2 separate regions of the Homo sapiens genome follow, and region 1 is linked to region 2. Evidence: read pairs that join two places in POLR2A ChIA-PET (ENCODE). Cell type or tissue: PC-9. All regions are shown on one strand. Each heading gives the region's core, and the rest is flanking DNA. Links, peaks and the distances in the headings are about the cores only. Region 1 holds the start of LOC105373033 (a long non-coding RNA gene). Region 2 holds the start of LOC105373032 (a long non-coding RNA gene).

Region 1 (10,309 bases), core at 1,685-9,684, 77 kb before region 2:
AGAAAATGTTCACTTGAGACCTTATTCGTCTGATCTTCCCTTGCTTGGGTGACTCTAACAAATGTCGACTTTTTTTTTTTTTGAGACAAAATCTCACTCTGTTGCCCAAGCTGGAGTGCAGTGGCACGATCACCGCTCACTGCAGCCTCAACCTCCGGAGCTCAAGGCATCTTCTCTCCTCAGCTTCCCACATAACTGAGACTACAGGCTCACGCCACCACACCTGGCTAATTTTTTTGTATTTTTTGTAGAGGTGGTCTCACCATGTTGTCCAGGCTGGTCTCAAACTCCTGGAATCAAGCCATCTGCCTGCCTCAGCCTCCCAAAGTGCTGGGATTACAGGTATGAGCCACCGTGGCTGGCCAAAGGTGGATTTTTCATCATTTTTCTCTAAGGGCTTGGGCTGGTGTGGTGGGGGTGCAGTGTACGCCTCACGCTTCCTCCGGTCTGTTTTTACAACCCTTTGCCATGAGATTTTGACACTCTTCTCATCAAGGGATGCAGTCTATTTTTTTGTCCCCTTCCATCTGGGCTGGTCTGTGACTTGCATTGGCCAATAAAATGCAGTAGAAATGATGTCATGTGATTTCCTTGGCTGGGCTTTGAGTAGCCTTGTAGGTTTCATTTTTTGCATATCTAGGACTTGCTCACCTACATGCAAGGAAAACAGACTTGTAGTCCTAAATGCTGCGAGACCAGGTGGAGAGAGGAAACACCCCAGCTGACAGCCTGCCCAAGCCTCCAGGCATGTGATGAAGGCCCCCTGGATATTCAGCCCCATCTAGCGATTCCCTTTTTTTTTTTTTTTTTTTTTGAGATGGAGTTTCTCTCATGTTGCCCAAGCTGGAGTGCAATGGCGCAATCTCGGCTCACTGCAACCTCCACCTCCCGGGTTCAAGCGATTCTCCTGCCTCAGCCTTCCGAGTAGCTAGGATTATAGACACCCGCCACCACACCCAGGTAATTTTTGTATTTTTTAGTAGAGACAGGGTTTCACTATGTTGGCCAGGCTGGTCTTGAACTCCTGACCTCAGATAATCCACCTGCCTCACCCTCCCAAAGTGCTGAGATTACAGGCCTGAGCCACCGAGCCCAGCTGGAGATCACTTGTGTTTTAGAGCACAGATCTCTGAACCTGAGGCAACTCACCCCCACAAAACAAACTGAAGGTGCCCTGTCTATACCTGGGATTGATTTAGATGACAGGATCTTGGATGTGATGTCTGAACATGATTCCATATTGGGGTGATACTTTGTGGCTGTTGGGAATGGGTGGGTTATTTTCAAGTGGGTGGAGTAAGATGCATTGGCACACAGGGAAGACTGATAAACTGTCATGTTGGCGATCCCCAGTGAAACACACCCCCTGATATTCACATCCTTGTGACTGGCTTCCCACACAACACACAGACACACACAAACACACACACACATACACGTATATTTTCTTTTTGAAAAGCATCTCGCTCTGTCACCTAGGCTGGAGTGCAGTGGTACCATCATGGCTCACTGCAACCTCCACCTTCTGGGCTCAAATTCTCCTCCTGTCTCAGCCTCTGGAGTAGCTGGGACTACAGGTGCACACCTGGTAGCAACAGGGTTTCACCATATGGCCCAGGCTGGTCCTGAACTCCTGGCCTCAAGCGATCCACCCGCCTTGGTCTTCCAAAGTGCTGGAATAACAGGTGAGAGCCACCATGCCCAGCCTCGTCCTCCCATATCAACACTGAGCTTGACCACTTACCTTGGCCAACAGGGCATTAGCAAGTGTGATGTAGGCAGAGTCTTGACCAGACTTGGTATTTTGGAACCCAGATGCCATTCGGTGAGGGAGCTCAAGCTGGATGCATGGGGTGACCACAGGGAGAGCATCTGACAGCCCAGCTGGGTGCCTGGCTGATAGCCCACACCAAGTACCAGGCAGGTAAGTGAGACCACTGGGCACCATCCAGCCCGCCTGGCCGCCTTCCGACTGTAGCTGCACGAGTGAGCCAGCTGCTGGCTCATCCAGTGGACAGGTCATCTGAGTCCTGATCCACAGAAGCCTGAACAATACACCTTATGGTAAGCTTTAAGGTGGGGTGGTTTGTAGCACAGAAATGGATCTTTGAAGCAGGTGTGATTCTCCATGCAAGGCTCTGGCAATTGCCCCAACCTTTATGCAGTCTCCAGTGACGAATTTCTTTACCCATTTATTTTGAAACGTGTATTTTGGCCGCAGCACCCAGAATCTGACTCCTCCACCTTGGTCGTCATGGAAAGCTCATCTCTGGTGGCAGTGTTATCATTCTGTCAATTACTCAAGAGCCCAATACAAACAGGTATCACAGAGGATGTGACTGTCCACTCTGTGTACCTCCTAGCCCACTCCTTGGGGCTAATGAATAATTTGTGTATTACCATCCACCGTTTTCTCATTCCTTTATACTGTTTTTAATCATTCATTTTTTTTCTTTCAACAATTGTAAATGGATTCCTACCCAGGGGGCAAGGCTGGCTGCCAGCACTGCCGTCGAGGCATGGGCAGGAAGCAGTGGACTCTGACCTCAGTGCGTTTATGGGAAGTGGAGGCAGATGGTCAAGAAATGAGAATCTACACACAGGGAAGATAAATCTGGTTTGTAACAAGGGCGGTGCAGGAAATAGACATGGAGATGGGGCAGAAGGGAACTGTGTGGGCAGCTCGCTTTAAGAGGCCAGGGGAGGTGACTTGGGAACTGAATCCTGAGGGAGAGAAGGGATAGCAGTGGGAAGAGCCGAGGGAAGCTTTGTCCAGAGAGAGGGAATGGCAGGTGCCGTGGTCTGAGGCGAGAGAGGGCTGGGTGACCTGGACTAGAACAGACACCAGCCAGACAGCATAGAAAACAAGTAGAGGAGCTGGGCGCGGTGGCTCACACCTGTAATCCCAGCACTTTGGGAGGCTGAGGCGGACAGATCACCTGAGGTCGGGAGTTCGAGACCAGCCTGACCAACATGGAGAAACCCTGTCTCTACTAAAAATACAAAATTAGTTGGTCATGGTGGTGCATTCCTATAATCCCAGCTACTCGGAGGCTGAGACAGGAGAATCACTTGAACCCAGGATGTGGAGGTTGTGGTTAGCCAAGATTGTGCCATTGCACTCCAGCCTGGGCAACAACAGAGAAACTCCGTCTTAAAAAAAAAAAAAAAAAAAGTAGAGGGTGACAAAGCTGGCACGGGAGGAGGGAGTCTCATGGGTCATTGGGAAAAATGTAAATTTCTTTTTTTTTTTTTTTTTTTGAGACAGAGTCTTGCTCTGTCCCCCAGGCTGGATTGCAGTGGTGCCATCTCGGCTCACTGCAACCTCTGCCTCCCAGCTTCAAGCGAGTCTCCTGCCTTAGCCTCCTGAGTAGCTGGGATTACAGGCGCCTGCTACCATGCCCAGCTAAGTTTTGTATTTTTAATAGAGACACAGTTTCACCATGTTGGCCAGGCTGGTCTCCAACTCCCGACCTCAAGCGATCCACTCGCCTCGGCCTCCCAAAATGCTGGGATTACAGGTGTGAGCCACCGCACTCGGCCTCGATTTCATTTTAAAAGACAACAACTGGGTGTACCCTCCCGCATGTGCCCACATGCACGTGCACATGCATACATGGGTGTGTGAGCCTACATGCATGTGTACATGTGCATATCCATGTGTGGTTGGGGTAGGGGTTGTTTCATGTCACCAAACAGTGACATGACCTGGTTTTTCTTTTGAAGAGTCACTCCAGAGCTGGGCCAGGTGGCTGATGCCAGTAATCCTGGCACTATGGGAGGTCAAGGATGGAGGATTGCTTGAGACCAGGAGTTTGAAGACCAGCCTGGGCAACATAGCAAGACCCTGTCTCTACAAAAAATTCCCCAGGCATGGTGGCATGGTCCTGTTGTCCCAGCTACTCAGGAGGCTGAGATTGGAGGATTGCCTGAGCTCAGGAGTTCGAGGCTGCAGTGAGATATGATCACGCTGCAGCACTCCAGCCTGGGTGACAGAGACAGAGCTTATCTCTAAAAAAAGAAAAAAACAAAGTCACTCCAGTAGCTGCATGCAAAGGGAATGGGAGCTGAGCTGGTGAACCGGAGACTGTCAGACATCCCAGGCGACAGGTGACAGTGATGGCAGTCAGGGTACATTGGGGGTGAATTGTGGGGATGAATTCAGCCAGAGTGAGTTACTAATTAGATATGGAAGTGAGAGGAAGGGGAGGAAGCAGCGTTTTGGGGTTGAAACAGCTGGGCGAATGAAAGGGAAGGTGGGCAAAAGAAACATTCAGGATTAAGACCAAGACTTCTAATGTGGCATTGTCAAATTCAAGGCGGCGTGGCAGGGGGGCCACCGGGGCCGAGGGGAGCTGTGATCATATGGGAGAGGAGTGCAAAGCCCACAACCTGGGTGATACCTCCCAGGACCGGGGCTGACCGGGGCTGCTCTAACGTCTTTCTTTCTTTTCTTTAATTTTACATTTTAATTTAAATTATATACATGAACACGGCAATGAAGGATACCACAACAGTCCTGTGTTCTGCCAAACAAGCAACGACCATGCTTCTCTAGCCAGGTGGGCCACCTCAGGACTCTTGGGCAGGAAGCACCTACTGGGCCTTGCAGGCCTCTCCCAGCCCCGCTCTGTGCACCCTACATAACCCTAATGAGCCTGGCCTTAGGGAAATCTCAGTGCTGCCTATGGTTTTGCATAGACACCGGTGTGAATCTGGGCTCTACCACTTACCCTCTGTGTGTTCACAGGAAAAGGAAAGAATGGCTTTTCCTCGTAGCACGGTGGTGTCGGGAGCAACTCCCTATTCCCAATATTGGGTAAGATAGGGTTGGATTGGGCGCGAAAAGAGCTTAGCCCAGAGGGGAGACATGGTGCATTTGCCAGAAATGGTGGGTGCCACTCTAAAGGTGGGTGAGGAGAATCTTCTCTCCAACCGTCTTCGCCCCCTGGGCACAGTGCCATCACCTGGGATTTGCTGCCCCCCTGCACACCTGCCCCAGGAGCAGGAGGAGACTCAATAGATAGCATCAGACTAGAGACTGGGGCTGGGAACAGGGCTGGGAGCCTAGAGCAGAAGCCAGGTCCAGAGAGGGTTAAGGGGAGAGGACAGTCCCCAAGGGAACCAGAAGGAGCCCCTGGAGGGCAGGAGGCAAGTGACCATCACCAAGGAACCCGAGGAGGAGGCTCAGGAGCAGAGGCTTCGAGAGGCTGCAGGACTGGCTGTCAGCACCGTGTTAGCCATTAGCCATCATGTCCTAGTCCCTTCACGGTTCCTAGGTCAGGGTCCTCCTGCTTCTGTGACGGTCACAGCATGTGCTCCTGTGGTCCTCCTCTGGTTGCTCTTAGGACACAGGAGGCTTACATCACTTCAGAGTGACCGCAAGCTGCTGGGTCAGCAATGACCTGCCCCACCCCTTCCTGAACTCAGGTCCCCTGTGCCACCCACATCAGTGTCACAGAATAAGGAAGTTCTCTGCTGTGTCTTCCCACAAGCATTGGTTTTGATTTCCCTGCTCTGACAATAGCCCTACAGGGATGCTGTGGAGTGACAATGAGGAAAGCGAGCCTTGGCCACACTTCAGTCACTTTGGGCAGCAGGGACCAGGAAGGCAGGAGGCCAGGGGACAGGCAGGAGGACAGGTATCCACACCCTGGAGAAAGGTCTCGAATAAGACTCAGCGCCCCCAGAGAGTAGGCTCCAGAGCAGCCGACCCTACGTCCCCTACTATAGCCAGCACAGGGCATGCCTGCTGCATCCAGGGCCCTGCAGGGCGTGCAGTGCAGAGAGCAGAGTGTGTCCTGGGTCTTGATCCCAGGCCCTGGGAAGGGAAGGAGACAGACATGCTGAGCCCTTGTTTGTGTCAGTCCATCTAATTACGGCAAACTAGAGCAAGGGGTGCTTTCATCCCCATTACTCCTCTAGAGGAGATACGAGAGGCTCTGAAAGGTACCTAGACTTGCCCAGGCCCTCCCAGTGAGCAGAGTGATGCAGGGACACAAATGCCCTCAGAAGGCTCACCCTGTGCCCTTTCTCCCACCTCCAGCCCTGCAGAAATGTGTGGGAAGCTGTGCTCCTGCCCCAAGTGAGCCCCTGAGTCCCAACGGCAGGTCTGGCGCCATCCTTTCCCAGGTCCACCTACTGCACCCAGCACAGCTGCCCGAAGAATGCACTGGCCCTGTGGGCCTGGGGGCTGCCCCCTGTCCTGCTGATTCCCCTGTCTTGGCTCCTCTTAGACCCCCCATCCTTGGCCAGCTGTCTCATGCAAGAGAGTCCACATCCTGGGGACAGTCCCACCCTGGCCACCCGGACCAAGCACAGCTCCTCGCCCTCCCAGCCTGGCCGGTGCTCGCTGAGGTGGAAACCTCAGAAGAAGGTGGGAGTGATCCACCCTCCTCAGCACAGTGTCCCTGCCATCTTGGTGGGCACCACTCCTCATGGGCAGACCAGAGGAGGCCCTGTTCTCTGCCATGAGGATGCCACCTCCCATTCTGTCTCCAGACCTTGGACTTCTCTAGTCAAGAGGATATCCCCTGGGGGCTGTCAACTCCCAATTGAGTCTCGGGTGGTTCCGGTGTGAGCTCATCTTGGTGTGTTGTGTGAGTCTGACCAGAGACCACCTTTCCCAGTTCACACTCGAGGCACACACAGCATGGTGCCCTGCAGTACCCACTGCCCACCTGCACAGAGACTGCACCTGTACCAGCAGACACGAATGGGCTGTTGTCCCTGCTTGTGCCCCCCACAGGCCTGCCCTTCCAGGAGGGGGTGTCGTCCTGACCCAGCCAGCTCTACTCCCAGCCCCAAATGTTTCGTCACTCAGCCCTACAAAGTGCTTCTGAATCCACCGAGGGCATGATAAGGCTCTCCTTAGCACAGAGCTCTGAGTTAGAGTGGGGGTGGGGCACAAAGAGTCTGGGGTTCCTGCTATGCAGACCCTGTGCCCTGCAGGACCCTCGGAGGGCAGAGCCCTTGCCCTCCCCCAACTCTTCCTGTGTGGCTGCTGCTTCCCAGAGCAATGGCCTCTTACCGGAGCAAATGTGCCTGGGTCGCCAGTGGCCACGACAGCCCTCACTGAGCTTTCTGTGGGGAGACCCGGGAAAGCTGCACGCAGGGGACAGTGCTTTGCTGGGCATCCCCAGGGGCGTCTCCTGCCTGTCTTTGACTCCTCAGTCTCTGATTCTGGGGTCTGCAGGACTGTCCTGGGGCCCGGGACCCAGCCTCAGCCAGGATCCAGGAACTCTGGGCTGTCGCTCTTATCCTAGCTCCCAGCCACCTCTTATCTACTCCCCAGTCCCCACCGCTGGCACCTGCTCCCTGAGGGGAGTCCTTGTAGAATCCCCTTTTATGGTTACATTTGCTGTCCCCAGTCAATCTGCTTGGTCCTGAGCAAGAGTGACCTGGGGGATATCCAAGGACAAGGCTGAAAGGGGGAGAGAAAGGCCCAGAGTGTGTGTGCAGGGCTGCTGTCCCCAGGGGGCCCACAGGAGCCAGGCTGTGTCTTTACTGTGACCTCCCTCCCCAGCCAGGTCTCTGCAAAGGTGGCCACTCTGAGATGTTAATTGGATGCAAGGACGCTGGGGTGTATTGGGTGGAGGGGGCTTGGCTGGGATCTGGAAGATGGGGGTGTAAGGAGCAGTGTGAGGGACGAGTTGCCCTAATTGGGAACCCGGTCTTCATTCTCAACAGAAACTCAGCGGCCTCATCTGCAGCGGGTTGGGCTGGGAGCCCATCACGGATGGGTTTACAAACCAGAAATGTTAGACTACAAACAACAATTTCACATCTGTAAACCACTTCATCTGATGACAAACATGGCCTCAGGCTCAAATGTTTACAGCAAATTGGGGCAAAAATACTGTCTGGAGTTAAATTCTCAGTAGCAAATTGTACAAGCCGGAGAGCAGGGCAGCGCCTCCAGAGAGGAAAGAAGAGAGGGTGAGTGGGGCTCCCCCCCCAGCGCAGAGGGAGGCCAGGACCCTCCCTGGCCAAGGATGGACAGGGCCAGCCACTGTCTGGGCCTTTGACTCCCACGAGCCAGCCCAGGGTAGGTTAGATGTGAGTGGGAACGATTTTACTCCAGCCTCTGGACCCAGGATCTTCCATAAGTGCCACAACCTGGAACAGCAGGGCACGCTCCCCTGGGATTGCTGTGCCCCCTGACAGTGCCACCACCCTGCACACACACGTTCCTCTGTGCACTGGAGCCTGACTCTCTCAGGGCAGCAAAACCCAGTGACAACTGGGCACTTCCTGGTCCTCTTGAGGTCAGGCCAGGGCAGAGTGTGTAAGGCATCCATAAAACCTGGGGGTGACTCTGGGCTCATACCAGGGCTGCAGTCCTCAGGGTGACTAGGATAAGAGTGTGCACCGTCCCTGGGCCAGCTGGAGGGAAGGAAGGAGATTGTGCCCTTTCCTGGGGAGTGACAGCCCCTCTCCATTTCGGCCTCTGCAACACTGAGGGAAAATGAAAGACCCCACATTCCGCTGGAGTTTCCACCAGAGCCCAGGAAAGGTCCCCAGGAACAAGAAGGAGCTGGTTCCCCATGTGGGCGGCAGGGATGGGAGCAAGGAGAATGGCCTCCTTCACAGGTGCAGGCTTCGCCCAAGATTCACCCTGGTCCCCTGTAAGGGGGGGACAAGGCAAGTACCCAGCAGGGGTCCAGACTATTGAGGGACAGAGCAGGGCAGAGGGACCCTGGGCAGGTGCTGGGCTGTGCAGCCCGGGTCACCCTGAGACCAGAATGGAGGTTCCACTTGGGTCTGGAGTCCATGCTGCTGTGTACGAGGTCCCGGCTCTGCCGCCACTGTGGGGCCCCGACCCCTACAGCCCAGAGGGACCACAGGCTCTCAGTTCCCAGCCCAGGTCCCAGCAGTGTCATGAGGCTGTGTCCAGTCACCTCACCAGGACCCCCAGGGCTCCCAGGTCATGGGCAAAGCTGTGAGTTGAGGCCCGGGGGACAGGAGCCTGGGCCCTTGGAAGGTGGGGTTCTGGGGGACGAGGGGCAGGTCTCTCTGGGAGCTGCCCTGTGACATGACTAACTCTGGTGTTCTTTCACCAGGTGAGCCTCTCATGCCTCCCCTACACTGGTCCCTTTGCCCAGAATGACTGCACGTTTTTCATCACTTGCTTCCAACAAGTGGAGTTAGGACTGTTATCAAACCCAGAGACACAAGCAAAGGGCAGCTTTGACAAGCCGGTCCCTCCCGCACCCGCCCCTGCGTGGGAAATGCCAAAGTCCTCTGCTCAGGGCGGGGCTGGGGTGCGCCCCGGAGTGCTCTGGGGCACCTGGAGGAGGTTTCTTTGTGTGAAGTCTCTGTCACTGTGTGTGGGTGTGTGTGTGTATGTGTTTTGTGCATGTGTTGTGTGTGTATGTGTTGTGTGTGTTGTGTGTATGTGTGTCTTGTGTGTGTTTGTGTGTTGTGTGTGTCTAGGCCAGGGAAACAGTGAGTCGTTTCTGCCCAGGAGCAGCTGCATGTGAGGCCCGTTCTTGGTCTTATATGCGGCTTCTGAGGACTTTCCAGAAATCGTGAGGTGGGAGCCGCCGCTGTAATCAGGCATATAAGTCACACATCCCAGAGTTGGGAACCAGCGCAGAAGGCCCAGGACAGACGCCAAGCTGAAGCCACAGCCCTGACACCTGCCGCCCTAGCCCTGGGCTCCGTCTCTGCCTCTGGAGCCTCCTGTCCCCGGGACTCAGCTCCCCTCCCCTCTGTGGCTGGGCTCTGCCTCCTGGGCTGCTCCTCTCCCCAGCCCTCTCTTTGGGCCCAGCCTAGACACCTGCCCCCTCCCTGGGCTCCTTCCCCCGACTGGGCCTGTCCTGGGTCTCAGCCATGGCCTCCCCTGGGCTCCCTCTCTAGGGGGGTGGAATCAGGAAGGGGTGGACAGAGGGCGGCTCCCGAGGGCCCCTGACTGCACGTTTGTGGTTCCTTTCCAACAGGGAGACTGGCTGCTGGCTGTCCTCTTACTGCTGGGCCTGTCCCTTCCAATCAGCGCCCGGGGCTCTGTAAGTGAGGGTGGGCGGGGCTCTGTGAGTGAGGGTGGGGTCTGCATTTAGGTTCCTCTCCTGTGAGGTTTAGCTGAGTTTTCTGGATCCAGAGGGATGTTGTGTGACCTTTCCCCGCTACAGGTCCGCTACACAAGGAAAGACATCTACACATTTGCTAGTGTTTGTGGAAACTCTTGCAATTCATGACACAGTTACTGAGCAAAAGCAATTATGGAAGATTCTTAATTTTGTGTTAGTCTAGATATGAAGCCAAATTATCATTTCATTTCATTAATACATTGAAAATTATTCTGAGAATA
Region 2 (11,392 bases), core at 2,101-10,100:
AAAAATAAGGAAATAGATGAAACAAAATTGGCAAAATATTGATAATTGTTGGAGACATAATTGGTACATGGGTGTTCACTATATATATTATATATGTATTATATATATGTATTATATATAATATTACATATAATTATATATATAATATATATCATATATTATATATATACACACATATGTTTTTTTGAGACAAAGTCTCACTCTGTCACCAGGCTGGAGTGCAGTGGTATGATCTTGGCTCACTGCAACCTCCGCCCCCTGGGTTCAAGCAATTCTACTGCCTCAGCCTCCCGAGTAGCTGGGATTACAGGCACGCGCCACCACACCCAGCTAATTTTTTAAATTTTTAGTAGAGACAGGGTTTCACCATGTTTGCCAGGATGGTCTCCATCTCTGGACCTTGTGATCCACCCACCTTGGCCTTCCAAAGTGCTGAGATTACAGGTGTGAGCCACTGCACCCATATCACTATATTGTTTTTTACTTGTGTATAGATGTGAAATTTTCCATAATATAAAGTTTGCAAAGGAAGCAAAATAAACGTAAAATTTCTGTTACAGGTAAGATAAAATAGAGAAAAGAGATTGGTTAACATTAGAATGTATATGATAGTCCAGATGCAGTGGCTCATGCCTTTAGTCCCAACACTTTGGGAGGCCAAGGCAGGAGGATCACTTGAGCCCAGGAGTTCAAGGCTGCAATGTATATGATAAATTGCAGGGTAGTCATTGAGAGAATAAAAACAGAATATAAAACTTCCAAACCAACAAAGTGGAAAAACAGAAATAAGAGAAAAATCTTCATCTATTCAAAACAGTCCAAAAAAGAGCAAGTTATAAACAACAGGAAAAAAAATAAATGAGACAATAAGATGTAGTCATAAATTCATATATAGGTAATCATAATAAATTTGAATTAATTAAACTTTCCTGTTAAAAGGCAAGGATTTAATGGCATGCTGCAAATGTGATGCTCAAAGGGAAATTTCTAACACTAAATGCCTACATCAAAAAAGAAAGATTTCAAATCAATAACCTAATTTTATACCTTAAGGAATTAGAAAAAGAAGAGCAAATTAAACAGAAAGCTAGCAGAAAGAAGGAAATAATAAAAATAAAAGATTAACATGGAGAAAAATGAGACAGAGAGTAGAAAAACAACAGAGAAAATCAACAAAATCAAAAGTTGATATTTGAAAAAAAAAATCAACAAAATTAACAAAGCTTTAGCTAGACTAAGGAAAAAAGAAAAAATGCCAAAAACTAAAACCGCAAATGAAAGCGGGGACACTACTACCAACCTTACGGAAATAAAAAGGATTATGGGAGAATAGTACACCAACAAATTAGGTAACCGAGATGAAATGTACAAATTCCTAGAAACACACAAATTACCAAAACTGGTTTGAAAAGAAATAAAAAATCTGCACATAAATCTTACAAGTAAAGAGATTGCACCTGTACTAAAATGCTTCCCAACAACAAAAGTCCAGGATCAGCCGGGCACAGTGGCTCATGCCTGTAATCCCAGCACTTTGGGAGGCCAAGTTGGGCAGATTGCCTGAGGTCAGGAGTTTGAGACCAACCCGGCCAACGTAGTGAAACCCCGTCTCAACTAAAAATACAAAAAATACCTGGGCGTGGTGGTGCATGCCTGTAGTCCCAGCTACTCGGGTGGCTGAGGCAGGAGAATTGCTTGAACCCGGGAGGCAGAAGTTGCAGTGATCTTGCACTCCAGCCTGGGCGACAAGAGAGAAACTTCGTCTCCAAAAAAAGAAGAAAAAAAAGCACATATACATCTTTCAGTATTCAGAGGGGGGAAGAAACAGAAGGCTTCAAGGCAAAAAATAAATAAATAAAATAACTTGAGATAAAGTAAGTCACAACATAATGATCAACAAATATTTTTCGAGTGCCTACTGCACACCAGGCACTGTTCCAGGCAGTTCCACAATGAGAGAGAGTAATCATATTATCTGGAAGTTATGGCAGTTTTGTGTCTTCTGTCCCAATGTTGTATCCTTCATTCATTTTTCCTGGCCCTACTATACTTTAATGTTTAATAGAATGGTGAGAGTAAGTTTCCTTGGCTTGTTACTGATCTTAACATTTTAATATTTACTAAAGTCTTCACTGTGGGGAATTTTTAAAAAAATACATCTTTTATGGCTGAGCGTGGTAGCTCATGCCTGTAATCGCAGCACTCTGGGAGGACAAGCAGGCGGATCACCAGAGGTCAGGAGTTCAAGACCAGCCTAGGCAACATGGTGAAACGCTGTCTCTATTAAAAATACAAAAGTTAGCTGGGCGTAGGGGCGCACGCCTGTAATTCCCAGCTACTCAGGAGGTTGAGGCAGGAGAATCGCTTGAACTCAGGAGGCAGAGGTTGCAGTGAGCCAAGATTGCACCACTGCACTCCAGCCTGGGTGACAGAGCGAGACTCCATCTCATAAAATAAACAAATAAATAACAAAAAGACATCCTGTATTAGTTTAAAAGCGTTTCTTTATATTCTTAATTTGTTTAGTTTTTTAATCATAAATAGAGGTTGAATTTCAGCAAACACCTGTTCTGCATTTATTGAAATGATCCTATGGTTTTTCTCCTTCTATCTGTTAATGTGAAAAATTACGTACTTACTTTTCTAATCTATTCTAGTGTACTCTAATCCAATTTGGTCATGATGTATTATCTTGGATTCAGTTTACTGATGTTTTGTTTATGGAAAAGATTGTTCTATATTTTCCTTCCTCAAACAGTCTTTGGTTGGGATAACAAGCAGATTAAGCCAACTTTGTAAAAATTATTAGCAAGTATTGGTAATTTTTCTACTTGCTGGAATAGTTTGTATTTGAAAGTATTCATTCCTTAAATGTTTGGTAAAACCCTTCTGTTTAAAAAAAAAAGTCTAGTCCTGCTGTTTCTTTGATATGAAGATTTTTAGTCACCAATTCAATTTTTTAAATGGTTAAAACATCGTTTACATTTAAAATGTCTTAAATGTAAAATTTGTGCAACTTGATTTACATTTTCAAAATTATTGGCATAAAGTTGCATCATATTTTTACATTTTTAAAATTGATTCTTCATCGAAGTCATGTTTCCTTTCTTTATTTTTATTTAATTTTTTTGAGACGGAGTTTTGCTCTTGTTGCCCTGGCTGGAGTACAATGGTGCAATCTCGGCTCACTGCAACCTCCGTCTCCCAGGTTCAAGCGATTCTCCTGCCTCAGCCTCCCAAGTACCTGGGATTACAGGCATGCACCACCACGCCCGGCTAATTTTGTATTTTTAGGAGAGACAGGGTTTCTCCATGTTGGTCAGGCTGGTCTTGAACTCTCGACCTCAGGTGATCTGCCTGCCTCGGCCTCCCAAAGTGTCGGGATTACGGGCGTGAGCCACGGCGCCCAGCCAATTTCCTTTCAATTCTGCTATACTTTATGGGTCCCATCTCTATTTCCTAATTAGTCTTGCCAAAGGTTTGCCAGTTTTATTAGTTTTTTCAAAAAAACAAAATTTGGCTTTGTTCGTCATGTCAATTTTATGATTGCTCTCTGTTTCATTTATTTCTGCTCTTACCTGTAAATTTTCTTTTTTCTACTGTTTAGGATTTACTCAGCTGTTCTCTTGGTAACTTCTCATGTTAAATGTTTGGCTTATTGATTTTCAGCCTTTTTCTCCTATATCATAAGCCTCTCATATGTTCTGATACGTGGAATTTTCATTATTGTTCGCTTCTAAGCATATTCTAAAACCTGTTATGCTTTCTTTTTTTACCCATGAATTATTTAAAGGTTTTTCCTATTTCTATGCTTTTTTGTTATTTATTTCTTATTGAAGTACATGGTGGTCAGAAAATATTGTTTGTTCAATCCATCCTTTTGGCATTAACAAAAGATTGCTTTTTGGCAAGATAAATGGTCAATTTTCATAAATATTCCAGACGTGCTTGAAAGTAATGTAATGTCTGCAGTTACTTGGTGAAATGTTCTGGAAATTCCCATTAAGTAAAATTTGTAATTCCATAATTCTCATCTCTCATCTTTTCTATGCTCACTGACTTTTGTTTTTTTCTGCTTTCTCCTTCTGAATTACTCAGTGAGGTATGTTAGACAAGACAGAACTATCCAAACTCACAGTAAGAAACCAATCAGTGAAATCTAGAAGGCAGAATATTCTATCGGACAGTAGCTTAATTCCTTCAATTCACGGTATGAAAATAGAGGCTGTTCTAAATTAAAAGAGATTTGTGGATGTAAGCAGATTGGGTCCTGAACCCTAACCTAGAAAAACCAGGTATAGAGGACATTTGGAGGAAAATTGGTTTGGGCTCTCTAAAGCCTAGGGTGCACCTTTGCCCAAGTCCGAGGACACCCAAATGTCCTCCCTTTGCAGATGGCCAGTGCTTTGGTCCTGCCAGAGGAGGGCTGACATCCCCATCCACCTGTTCCAATGATAATAAAAGCGCCATTGCCTGTGATAACAGATGTCAATCCCCAACACCCAGAAGATGTAAATGCTAGGCACTTGAAAATATCATTTTGAGTGACTTACCAGGGGACTTTAAAGGCAGACTGTGTGGCTAGTCTTGCTGGAAAGACACTCTGAAGTCTGTGATAATGGAGTAGCCTCTGCCCCATCCCCAACACCCGCTCCATGGCCCCATGGGTCTATCAACTCTACTACACAGCTAACCCCCATGAACAGGGACTGTGTCTCATTTCTCTGGGTCTCCCCAGCAACTAGCATGGCTTGTTGGATAAACAAGAATTAGCTGGCCATCGAGCCACCATCTCTGTCTTGGCACAACCTCCGTGTGTTCTGCTTGCAAAATTCTGAGCCCAGGCCCTTTTATCTCCTTTGTCTCCTTTAAGAAAAGGATGCTCAAGCCTGTCACAGAATGAAAAACATTACGGGCATGCCCAGCCCAGACAGATGGGAGGGAGGTGGATGCAGAGATTGTTGTGGCCAAACTATTTACTGTGTCTGGACAGGACAATTTCAGGATTTGGAAATTCCCCGGCTGCGGAGAGGCAAAGGCTCTTTTCTCTCGCCAGTTACCCGAGCAGCAGCCGGTGAACTGACTTTAATTTAGGATGTGAGGCTATGCTACGCCCTCACAAGGACCCAGCAGAATAAGACCACTGTTCAGGGAGCTGGGTGGCCCCTCAGTTTGCAGAGAATCCATGGCTGGATTTGATGGGTCAAAGTCAGCAGTATATACCCTCCCTAATGTGAGTGATTTTTCTCTAAATCCCACCAACGGTATCCCAAGAAGATAACTGGGCAAGTGCATGAAGACATGTGTTTAAGGATATTCATCGCAGCCTGTCTGTAATTTCAAAAAACTGAAAACAGTACATTTAGATCCATTAACTTCTGATTATATACATGAATAATGTCACATCCATACAGTGGATTACTCTGCACTGTTAAAGGGATAATGGAGATCTATATTTCTTTTTTTTTTTCTTTTTTGAGATGGAGTCTTGCTCTGTCACCCAGGCTGGAGTGCAGTGGTGCAATCAAGGCTCACTGCAACCTCCACCTCCCAGGTTCAAGCGATTCTCCTGTCTCAGCCTCCTGAGTAGCTGGGACTACAGGCGCGCCCATGCCCAGCTAATTTTTGTATTTTTAATAGAGATGGGGTTTCATCATGTTGACCAGGCTGGTCTTGAACTCCTGACCTCAGGTGATCCACCCCCTCCTCGGCCTCTCAAAGTGCTGGGGTTACAGGCATGAGCCACTGCCTGGCAAGATCTATATTTCTTGACATGGAGATAGGTGGATACACCTATACACACACCCACATGCCGATCTGATATACACAGAGTCATTTGTGTACATATTTGAAAAAAAAAAAAAGATGTCTAGGTCATTCACCACACTGCACCGCAGGTTATCAATGGGTAGTGGGAATTAGAATGACATTTACCTTCTTTGGACTTTATGGAGTGTTTAATTTTTTTTACCATGACTATGTATCATTTTTATAATCAAGAGAAACAAAGTGATTCCCATTTTGGGATAAATAAAATTAGCTGTTAGCATTTTTGAAAAGTTTAAAAAGAATTTGTCAATATGTATAAAATTCTCTGCTCTAAAAATGATATAATTTTAGCACAACTTTTTCCCTCACTGCTTCACAGAGGTTTCATTAAAATCAGCTCGAGCTTCCATCTGTGATTTTTAAAATTTTTTTATTTTTTATTTTTGAGATGGAGTTTCCTCTTGTTGCCCAAGCTGGAGTACAGTGGCGCGATCTCTGCTCACTGCAACCTCCGCCTCCTAGGTTCAAGCAAGTCTCCTGCCTCCGCTTCCCAAGTAGCTCGGATTACAGGTGGATGCCACCATGCCCGGCTAATTTTGTATTTTTTTAGTAGAGAAGGAGTTTCACCATGTTGGTCAGGCTCGAAATCCTGACCACCCACCTTGGCCTCCCAAAGTGCTAGGATTATAGGTGTGAGCCACCATACCTGGCCTTTTTTTTTTTTTTTAATTATGTTGCGTTCATTTCAGGAACTCTTTGGTAAAAATTGCACTACACTGCAAAGGTTGAGAACCAGGTGCTGGAACCAGACAGCCTGGGCTCAGGTCTGGATCTGGATTGTGTTATTCATTAGTTCTGTGATCCTGGATAGGTCCTTTAACTGCCGTTTGACTCGTTTAAATTTGGGATGATACAGGAGTTCGAGGTTACAGTGAGCTAAGATTCCACCAGCTTGTGTGACAGAGTAAGACCCTGTCTCAAAAATAAATAAATAAACGTTTAAAAGACTAATTTGAGCTGATAGTACTACAAAACCTCACATGGCTACTCTGAGGATTAAATGAGATGATACAGGTACAGAAAGAACTTAGAACAATGCCTGACTTAAAGCAAGCACTCAGGCCGGGTGCAGTGGCTCACGCCTGTAATCCCAGCACTTTGGGAGGCCGAGGTGGGTGGATCACGAGGTCATGAGATCGAGATCATCCTGGCTAACACGGTGAAACCGCATCTCCACTAAAAATACAAAAAATTAGCCGGGTGTGGTGGCAGGTGCCTGTAGTCCCAGCTACTCCGGAGGCTGAGGCAGGAGAATGGCGTGAACCCGGGAGGCAGAGCTTGCAGTGAGCCAAGATCGCGCCACTGCACTCCAGCCTGGGCGACAGAGCAAAACTTCATCTCAAAAAAAAAAAAAGCAAGCACTCAATAAATGTTTCTACTTTCCTCTTTCTTAAAATTTACAGTCAGCTCCACCATTGATTATTTGGATTGAATGATAGGATATATTTTACTGGCTTCTTTTTTGCCATTGTTACTATATGTTGTTTCGTTTTTTCCCAGTTTTATTGAGAAAACTGGTAGTATAATTGACAAAAAAATGAACATATTAAAGGTATACAACACGATGATTTGATATATGACACACTGATACGTGTATACATGGTGAAATGATTATCATAACCAAGCAAATTAACATATCCATCACCTCACATAGTTACCTGTATGTGTGTGTGTGCTTTAGATTCCACATATAAGTGAGACATACAGTATTTCTTTGTGTGTCTGGCTTATTTCTCTTAGCATTGTGTTCTGTGGGTTCATCCATGTTGTCACAAATGGCAAGATTTCCTTTTTTATGGCTGAATAATATTCCAATGTGTATATATTTCCCATTTTCTTTAGCCATTCATCTGTCAGTGGACATTTATGTTGCTCCCATATCTTGGCTATTGTGAATAATGCTGCAATGAACATGATGGAGCAGATTTCTCTTTAAGATACTGACTTCATTTTATCTGGCTATACATCCAGAAGTGGGATTCTTGGATGAAATGGTAGCACTATTCTTAATTGTTTGAGGAAACTTCATACTGTTACCTATAATGGCTGTACCAATTTATACTCCCACCAACAGTGTCCAGGGTTCCCTTGTCTTCCTCCACATCTTAGCCAACACTTGATATCTCCGTCTTTTTCAAAAGAACCATTCTAACAGGTGTGAGTTGCTAGCTCATGTAGTGTTGATTTGCAATTGCCTGATGATTAGTGATGCTGAGCACATTTTCATATACTTGCTGTGTTCTTTGGAAAAAATGTCTATTATTATTTCTTTGCTCATTTTAAAATCAGGTTATTTATTTTTTGGCTATTGACTTGTATGAGTTCCTTATATATTTTGGATGTTAGCCCCTTATCAGATATATGATTTGCAAATATTTTCTCCTATTTCATAAGTTATCTTTTCATTTTACTGATTGTTTGCTGTGCAGAAGCTTTTTAGCTTGATGTAATCCTACTTGTTTATTTTACTTTTGTTGCCTATGCTTTTGGTGTCCTACACAAAAAATCATTACCAACACCAATGTCAAGGAGCTTTTTCCCTTTGTTTTCTTCTAAGAGTTTTACAGTTTCAGTTCTTACATTTAAGTCTTTAATCAATTTTGAGTTAATTTTTGTGTGTGGTGTATGATACGGGTCCAATTTCATTGTTTTCCATGTGGATATCCAGTTTTCCCAACACATTTATTGAAGAGACTACTCTTCCCCCATTGTGTATTCTTGGCACCTTTGTAAAAGATTAGTTAACAGTATAAGCATGGGTTGATTTCAGGGCTCTCTATTCTGTTTCATTTGTCTATGTGTCTTTTTATACCAGTACCATGCTGCTTTGATTACTGTTGTTTTGTGATGTAGTTTGAAAGCAGGAGTGTGATGCCTCCAGCTTTGTTATTCTTTCTCAAGATTGCTTGGGTATTCAAGGCCTTTTTTGATTCCATGCAAATTTTAGGATTTTTCTTTTATATTTCTGTGAAGAATTCTATTGGATTTTTTTCTTTTTTCCTGTATGTATGTATGTATGTATTTATGTATTTATTTATTTTTGCCTGAGGCCTCCACTTAAAGAGGAGCAATTGAAATTTTGATAGAGATTGCATTGAATCTATAGATTGCTTTGGGTAGTATGGACATTTTAACAATATTAATTCAGGCCAGGCATGGTGGCTCATGCCTGTAATCCCAGCACTTTTGGAGGCTGAGACTGGCAGATCACCTGAGGTCAGGAGTTCGAGACCAGCCTGGCCAACATGGTGAAACCCCATCTCTACTAAAAATACAAAAATTAGCCAGGCATGGTGGCAGGCACCTGTAATCCCAGCTACTCAGGAGGCTGAGGCAGGAGAATCGCTTGAACCCTGGAGGCGGAGTTTGCAGCAAGCTGAGTTGGCATAGGCGACAGAGCAAAACTCTGTCAAAAAAAAAAAATTTGCTGAGTAATGAACCAAAATGACATCACCAGAATGTATTGCTCCCCTGTCCCCCAAATACTCCCCACCACCGTCATTCTCAGTCTTCTAATAGTTGGTTATCTTAAGTGCTTACCTTTTATACCCATTGAATTGTCAACAAATAGCTGCCAATCTCAGGCCTTTCTGGATGCCTAAAATCCAGCAGCATCTATAACATGGATTTTACTGAAAGAGGAACAGTGTTCACAAACTTCTAGGTGAATATAATCGCGCCACTGCACTCCAGCCTGGCGACAGAGTGAGACTCCATCTCAAAAAAAAAAAAAAAGAAAAAAAAAGGATTGAGTGAATTAACAAATGAAGAACACATAGAATTATGCCCAGTACATAGTAGGCCTTCCATACACATCAGCTATTAATACTGTGACATTCCAGGGCCTTTAGACATTTTTATATCTTATGAGGCAAAGAAACAAAAAACCCAATCAGTTCTGTAGAAAATACCTCGTTGATGTAGTTACCAGATTTCCATGAACAGAGGGAAGAATTCGGTAGTGATATGACTCAAACCCAAGGTTGTGGACGAAGGCAGTCCCAAGGGCTCTGAGACTACCCACACAGAAGGTCTTGAGATAAGCATCTATAAATAGGAATCGGAATGGCCCATCAGGGTCACAGAGAAGAATCCTGAATCATTACACAACATCAAACTGCTGAGTAGAGACCCTCAAAAATGGTTTGAAATGACTGAATTATTCCCTTAGTGAGTAAGTAGTTTTTACCCCCAGGAAGACTTGAATTACGTACAGAAATGTAAAAAGAACAAAATCCTAATTATTTATGTATTTACTTATTTGAGATGGAGTCTCGCTCTGTTGCTGAGACTGGAGTGCAGTGGTGCAATCTTGGCTCACTGCAACCTCCGCCTCCCAGGTTCAAGTGATTCTCCTGCCTCGGCCTCCCAGGTAGCTGGGATTACAGGTATGCGCCACCACACCTGGCTAATTTTTGTATTTTTAGTAGAGATGGGGTTTCACCATGTTGGCCAGGCTGGTCTCGAACTCCTGACCTCAGGTGATCCACCCACCTTGGCGTCTCAAGTGCTGGAATTACAGGCGTGAGCCACCGCGCCTGGCCATCTTTTATATTAAGGTGTTTTTTCTATTTTATATTCTTATAATATTTAAGAGAACTCAGTCTATTAAAATAATAGATTGCCTCAAGATTACAATTTTAAATGTGTAACTGAGTAAATGATCTGGACTTGGGATTTGCTCTTTTACACGTAGTACTGGAACAGCCAGTCAGACTTCAAGCTCATATTTATATGCTAAATGCATTCAATTTATAAGAATTGCTTCAGCACTTAAGAAGGTTTGTCAGCCAATTATACTTAGGAAGTTAAGCAAATATATTATATGTGATGAATAATGCAATATGAAAAGTTTAAAGGAGTTTAAGTTCGTAAATGAGACCAAAATTAATCAGAGCCTTCTTAGAAGTGATTGCTAAATTTGCTAGATCTATAATTAAAATAATAAGTTATTTAAGCTGAAATTAAAAGTGTAAGGACAAACTAGGTTTTTCCTTTTATTTATAACTTTAATAAATTGAATATTAATTTTTAAAACTTAAGAAAACCCCTGGATAATCTTTTCTGCACATAAAATCTGCCTTTCAGGGCATCCAAAAATTCACATTAATGTGCATATGAGGTTGAGGTTATTTGAGACAGTCCTGTTACCTCTTATTTCTGTTCATGTGGGGTCAAGAATAGGACAAGTTCGGGCCGGGCACGGTGGCTCACGCCTGTAATCCCAGCACTTTGGGAGGCCCAGGCAGGCAGATCACGAGGTTGGGAAATTGAGACCATCCTGGCTAACATGGTGAAATGCTGTCTCTACTAAAATACAAAAAATTAGCCAGGCGTGTTGGTGTGCACCTGTAGTCCCAGCTACTCGGGAGGCTGAGGCAGGGGAATCGCTTGAACCTGGGAGGCAGAGATTGCAGTAAGCCAAGATCACTCCACTGCACTCCAGCCTGGCAACAGAGCGACACTCTGTCAAAAATAAAAATAAAAAAGAATAGGACAAGTTCTCAGTAGGCCCCTGGACTAACCACCCAGCACCCTTAAATTCACACAGGAACTGGCTTTT

What was found. ChIA-PET counts read pairs that join two places held together with the same protein. Peaks named below come from ENCODE experiments on the same cell type or tissue, not always from the same donor. Only the 100,000 strongest peaks of a DNase experiment are listed, where the experiment ranks them.
Region 1: POLR2A ChIA-PET joins it to region 2 with 5 read pairs; 3 of 35 experiments call an interaction of 5 or more read pairs at or near these places.

What each region holds. Positions count from the first base shown.
Region 1 is chr22:38,963,041-38,973,349 of GRCh38, reverse strand. It overlaps LOC105373033 (a long non-coding RNA gene), which reads left to right and starts at 5,497. Exons shown (of 3, transcript XR_007068099.1): 1 at 5,497-6,376; 2 at 7,690-7,938; 3 at 9,063-9,446. LOC124905118 (a long non-coding RNA gene) reads left to right here and starts at 3,983. Exons shown (of 3, transcript XR_007068101.1): 1 at 3,983-4,110; 2 at 4,505-4,562; 3 at 4,751-5,237. It overlaps APOBEC3A (apolipoprotein B mRNA editing enzyme catalytic subunit 3A), which reads right to left. Exons shown (of 5, transcript NM_145699.4): 5 at 10,166-10,309. RefSeq lists enhancers at 6,746-7,725, 9,161-9,970. In PC-9, for the core only: no CTCF peak of the experiment used is centred there; a DNase peak (open chromatin) is centred at 5,419.
Region 2 is chr22:38,884,985-38,896,376 of GRCh38, reverse strand. It overlaps LOC105373032 (a long non-coding RNA gene), which reads right to left and starts at 10,090. Exons shown (of 3, transcript XR_938256.2): 1 at 9,370-10,090. RefSeq lists enhancers at 1,803-1,972, 4,943-5,112. In PC-9, for the core only: no CTCF peak of the experiment used is centred there; a DNase peak (open chromatin) is centred at 5,806.